2 separate regions of the Homo sapiens genome follow, and region 1 is linked to region 2. The links are chromatin contacts, found by Hi-C in ENCODE. All regions are on one chromosome and are shown on one strand. The core of a region is the stretch at or near the end of the contact, and the rest is flanking DNA. Distances in the headings are between cores, read along the strand shown. Region 1 has its middle 10 kb from the start of LINC01549. Region 2 holds the start of USP25 (ubiquitin specific peptidase 25).

Region 1 (3,070 bases), core at 412-2,911, 1.7 Mb after region 2:
AAATAACAGATATCCTTGTTTACCCCAGCAAGAATCTAAAAACAAAGACATTCTCTTGAATATTCTTACATAACCACAATACAGTGATCAAAATCAGGAAGTTTTAACATTGATACAACACTACTTTTCTGATATTGTTTTCTCAATAATATTCTTTCTAGCCAAGTTTTTGCCATCTAGAGTCACACATTGCATTCGGTTGCCATGTCTTTAGCCTTTTTCACTCTGAAACACTTCACTGCTCTTTCTGTCTTTCGCGGCATTGTCATATTTGGAGGGTAGTGGTCAGTAGTTTTGTAGAACAGCTCTCGCCTTGGGTTTGTCTGATTATTTCCTTATGCTGAAATACAGACCATGCATTTTGGAAGGAAGAGTACAGGAATAATGTGCCCTTCTCAGTGCATCGCATCTGGAGGCTCCCCTGACGTCCGTTTGTCACATTATTACTGATGTTAAGCTTAATCACTTCTTCACAGTGAAAGTATCTCTTTCTTCCTTTGTGACTAATTAGTAGTCTGCTTTTATAGCAGCTCTGTTCATAATTGCCAGAAACTGAAATAAATTCAAACGTCTTTCAGTGGATGAATGAATAAACAAAGCAATGCCTTCATACACTGGAATACACTGAACAATAAAAAAGAACAAACTGGCCAGGCATAGTGGCTCATGCCTGTAATCCCAGCACTTTGGGAGGCTGAGGCAGGTGGATCACCTGAGGTCAGGAGTTCAAGATCAGCCTGGTTAACATGGTGAAACCTGTTCTCTACTAAAATTAAAAAATTAGCTGGGTGTGGTGGCGGGCGCCTATAATCTCAGACACATGGGAGGCTGAGGCAGGAGAATCGCTTGAACTCGGGAGACGGACGTTGCTGTGAGCCGAGATCAAGCCACTGCACTCCAGCCTCCAGCCCGGAGACAGAGCAAGACTCCATCTCAAAAAAATTAAGCCAGCCTCAAAAGATATACTGTATGATTCCATTTATGTGACATTCTTCTTGTAAAGACAAAACTATAGTGACAGAGAAGAGATCAGTGGTTGCCAGGAGTTAGAGGAGGTATGACTGTAAAGACATAGCATGAAAGAGTCGTAAGGTAATAGAACTGTCCTGTACGCTGAATGTGGTGGTGGTTACATAAATCTATACTTGTGTTAAAATTCATAAAACAAGGCCAGGTGTAGTGACTCATGCCTGTAATCCCAGGTGTGGAAAAAAAATTCATAAAATGATACACCAAAAAATAAGTCAATTTTATAGTTCAGTGATTTTTCTTTTTTTTTCTTTTTTTTTCCTGAGACAGATTCTCACTCTGTTGCCCAGGCCGGAGTGCAGTGGAGTGCAGTGGAGTGCAGTGGAGCGCAACGAAGCGTATTGGTGCGATCACAGTTTACTGCAACCTCTGCCTCCCTGGCTCAAGCAATCCACCCCCAACCTAAGCCTCCTGAGTAGCTGGGACCACAGGCCCACGATACCTGGCTAATTTTTGTATTTCTAGTACAGACAGGGTTTCGCCATGTTGGCCAGGCTGTTCTGAACTCCTGACCTCAGGCGATCTGCCTGCCTCAGCCTCCCAAAGTGCTGGGATTACAGGTGTAAACCACCGCACCTGGCTGATAAGTTAATTTTACAGTTTGATGATTTTTCTTTTTCTTTTTCTTTTTCTTTTTTTAAGACGGAATATCACTCTGTTGCCCCAGCTGGAGTGCAGTGGAGTGCAGTGGAGTGCAGTGGAGTGCAGTGAAGTGTGGTGGCATGATCATAGTTCATTGCAACCTCTGCCTCCCTGGCTCAAGCAATACCCCCGACCTCAGCCTCCTGAGTAGCTGAGATCACGGGCCCGTACCACCATGCCTGGATAATTTCTGTATTTTTTTGTAGAGACATGGTTTCACCATATTGCCCAAGCTGGTCTTGAACTCCTGGACTCAAGTAATCTGCCCACCTCAACCTCCCAAAGTGCTGGGATTACAGGTGTGAGCCACCATGCTTGGCTGTATGTATGATGACGCTTTAAAATAAAATTTAAAATAATTCACCTGTAAGAAGATACTTGAAGACTCTGTGAACATTTTGTTTAGCTGATAAACACAATCATTACATATCACTCAATTCTTTCTTTCATTCTCCACCTGAGCCCAACTGTCCACTTCTATCCAAACCTTTCAGTGACATAAGGACTTATAGCACCTGTAGTTATCCTCCTGTGGTTAATCATTCCCCCATTCCTACAGACTATCAAATTGACATTTGCAGGGACCGTATCTTAATCACAACCTCTAGAACAGTGTTGTTCTCATATAGGCACGCTTGGAGAATTTATGAATGAATGTGACTTGGCAGCCACCTCTTATGCCGGCGCCTATGCACCTACAGAGACTTCGTGAAGCCCTGGCACATTGTTTTTAATTGTTAAATTTCTCAGTTATGGGTATAATAGAGGCATTAAAGAGCATATAAGATTGTCTTCTCATTATGGATACAGACTTTCATTCAGGTAATCCTATTACACACTTTACCTTTGCATCTGTCTAGTGCAGCCATTAGTTGGCCACAAAATCTGAAATAAATATTTCATATTAAATTTAAAAATTGGCTGGGCCGTGGTGGCTCACGCCTGTAATCCCAGCACTTTGGGAGGCCAAGGTGGGCAGATCACGAGGTCAAGAAACAAGACCATCCTGGCTAACATGGTGAATACCCTGTCTCTAATAAAAATATAAAAAATTAGCTGGGCGTGGTGGCACGTGCCTGTAGTCCCAGCCACTCGGGAGGCTGAGGCAGGAGAATCACTTGAATCTGAGAGGTGGTGGTTGCAGTGAGCAGAGATCACGCCGCTGCCTCCAGCCTGGGCGACAGAGGGAGACTCCGTCTCAAAAAAAAAAAAATTAAAAACTATGATGTGCAGATATTTTCCCCTAGTATGAAAGCTTAAGTTATTAAATCTGTAGAAAGGCTGAAGAACTTAATGAGGATGTTTTATGTTAATAGGATAAATTTAATTGTTAAGATGTTAAGGTGGTGTGTTAAGGTGACAAAGGGGAAGTGGAAGGAAAGAGAACTAACATTACTGG
Region 2 (3,048 bases), core at 140-2,639:
AGAAGAAACTTTGATCTATAAATGAAGAAAAATGGGTTTTGATAAGCTCTCTTTGACAGGTCACCCTCCTTGGGCTTCAGAGTTATAAAAAAATCGATACGTGAGATTAGAGATGTGACAGTATTTCTAAATTTCTGTTTCCAACCGTTTCATGACTTTTCATTTCCTCTAGAAAAGACATAGGATATTAATATAATAAGATTTGCAATTTGTTAAATATCAAATGAGTCAACAAATATGAAGCTTCAAGGAAAAGGTGACAACAGGTGGTACCAGACATCTGAGCTGCAGAACAAAGATGGTTGTAAAGTGCACAGAACTGTTACAAAGCCTTAAGAGCTACTATAATCCATGATTATTAAATAACACCACATACTATTTCAATTAGCATTTGCCAAGCTTGCTTTCCTTGTCATTGGATTAAAAATTATACCCGGATTTTCAAGTGTATTCTATTTGTGACAATATGCATTGATAATTTCTCTCCTCACACTGCTGCACTCTCACCTCCGTTCCCAGATTAGCTCCTGGAACTCGAGATATTTTTGTGGCTAGAGATTGCTTTCTTAATGTTAGATTTTCCTTACAATTCCATATATAGTCAAGCATTCCATGCATGGTAGTTAATTGTTTGCTTAATTTGGCAACTGGGATATTAGAATTATGTATCATTAGGCAGTGATATTTTTGTAAGGTTGTTTGCTAGATAGATCCTATTTCATTTATATTAAGTCTTGGGAAGATAAACTTTATTTTTCCAGAGCCTAGCAGTGACTGACACATATTCGAATGAATGAAGGTAGATAGAAAATGTCTATATTCATTTACGTAATGATTAGTTAAGGAGAAAAGTACTTCCCAGCATAAAGATTTCTGGCAACCCTTTGCTTATTTGACTTTTCCCTTCAGGCAAGTTCAAGGCTTGTGAAATTCCTAGAAAGGCGAGGGGAGAGAACGCGTGACACAGAAAGGGGCCGGAGTTCGGGACCCTACGCAGTTTTGGGACGTTATGGGCATGGAGGGAAATGTTTGCTTTGGAGGCTTTGGGTAAGCTAGGGATCCGACAAGCCCTGGGCGCAGGGAGGAACGCTGCCCTCCGGCCTCCAGTCGCGCTCCCCGAAGCCCAGCGCCAGCGTCGCGCAACCTGCCGCAGGGGCGGCTCCCGGGCCAGGCAGCCAGGCGCGCCCTCGCCCCACCCGGGAACGCCAGGCCCGCGCAGGGAGGGGCGGGGCTCCATGGCGGCCCCGCCCCGCCGCCCGGAGGGTCACAATGTAGGGTTAGGGCGGCCGGCGGGCGGGGCTCTGCGGGGGAGGAGCCGCCGGGCGGGGGCGGGGATGGCGCGTGGGGGAGGGGAGGGAGGAGGACTCGCGGAGGGAGGAGGACAACGCCATTCCGGGCGGCCGCTCCCTCCGTCCCCTCTCTCCCTTCCCCAAAGCAGCCCGCGGACCGGCAGCAAAGGAACGTGCGAACGCGTGACGCCGCCCGACTGGCTCGCGCTCTCCCGTGCCCCGGCGTCCTCCGCCCGCTCATGGCCCGGGCCGCCGCGGACGAGCGGCGCTGAGGCGGGCCGCGTGGAGACGTGAGGCGGCCGCCGTGGCCCTCACAGTCGGCGTTTCGCCGCCTGCCCGCGGTGCCCGCGCACGCCGGCCGCCATCGCCTTCGCGCCTGGCTGGCGGGGGCGCTGTCCTCCCAGGCCGTCCGCGCCGCTCCCTGGAGCTCGGCGGAGCGCGGCAGCCAGGGCCGGCGGAGGCGCGAGGAGCCGGGCGCCACCGCCGCCGCCGCCGCCGCCGCCGCGGGGGCCATGACCGTGGAGCAGAACGTGCTGCAGCAGAGCGCGGCGCAGAAGGTGAGGCGAGTCCGCCAGCCGGCGGGCCCCACTTCTCCTTCCGACGGGCTGTCCTCTCCCGCTGCGGCCGGGCGCCCCGGCCTCGCCGCCGCCGCCTTCCCGGGCTTCCTCCCCGGTCACCCCCGGCCCCTGCCCATCGCCTCGGGGGCGTCGCGCCCAGAGCCCAGCTGCGTGTGGGAAGCAGAGTGTAGTTTGCGGGCTTCAATCCACTTCCTTCTGCCGATTGTTTTCCCGTAGCAGACGGTGCCAGGTATTGAGAGCGACCCTCACATTCCTACAGTGCTCTGTGTGGCATCTTAATGAAACTTTATTCTCTCCCCTTAAATGAGAAAGAATAGCTAGTTGTCATCCTTTCTGAACCGATTTTGTCTTTCAAAGGTAGTAGTGTACCAGGCCTGCTATTTTGCAAAACGGTCTCCACCAAAATCGAATTACCTGCCTCGCGGGGCAGGCGTGTTGACCAGGTGGACTCTAGAAGTAGGTGGTTTGCTTGGTTTCTTTTCCTTTTAAGGTTTCCCTTTCTTCTTCTTCTTTTCTGTTTTTTTTTTTTTTTTTTTTTTTTTCAATATAGAAACTGTCCCTAAGAGAGGAAACCTTTCTGGCCATGTTATTCCAGGAATCTTTTGTCCCCTAAGTTTGACCTTGTTCTTTCGTTCACCCTTTACTCTTGCATCAGTCACACATTCAAATGGTCACTCACTAAAGAAAACAATTAAAAAACTGTTTGTGAAACTTTATATCTTTAAAGTGAATAGAGATCATTCTGCTATTTTAGATTTTGCTTTCAGAATCTTAAGTGCACTATCATGGCTTGCACCATGTTCTGAAGAGTAGTTGGCCATGATTTAACTTCTTTTTTTAATTTTTAATTTGCGTGAAAAGCATTTTGGGCAAAAGAGTAAACCGTGCCTTAGTTGTGTTGGTATTACGGGGACAGTTAGGGTTTACTGTGATCAACCACCAGAGTTATGTTTGGTTTATCTGGGTGAGTAATGAATGCCCCACCCTGTTGTAGATTTGGTGTAGATTGCAATATTCTACCTGTGCTTGACTTTAGAATAAGACCTGTTCTAAAATGGGCTGTCTACATACAGCCTGCTAAATTTTTGCTTTGAGATTATTTTTAGAATTTTATGATACTGCTTTAAAGTAATCGAAGATACTCAAGTTTGGAAAGCAAGGATAGTGCATTGTTATTTTAG

The links. Hi-C counts contacts between places; a loop is a spot of excess contacts on that map. Pooled maps may share reads with other maps.
Region 1: a pooled map shows a loop between it and region 2 (6-fold over the local background). The contact joins the enhancer-like site here to the promoter of USP25 in region 2. A Hi-C loop is called at or near these places in 2 of 50 pooled maps.

The regions. Positions count from the first base shown.
Region 1 is chr21:17,426,935-17,430,004 of GRCh38, forward strand. No RefSeq gene overlaps it. Among named protein-coding and RNA genes, the nearest start is that of LINC01549, 10 kb to the right of the region's middle. Within about 2 kb of position 1,662, at least 3 of the 41 ENCODE cell types and tissues checked have a DNase peak (open chromatin) inside an H3K27ac peak, as active enhancers do.
Region 2 is chr21:15,728,593-15,731,640 of GRCh38, forward strand. It overlaps USP25 (ubiquitin specific peptidase 25), which reads left to right and starts at 1,390. Exons shown (of 26, transcript NM_001283041.3): 1 at 1,390-1,846. The coding sequence starts at 1,802. RefSeq lists a silencer at 995-1,954.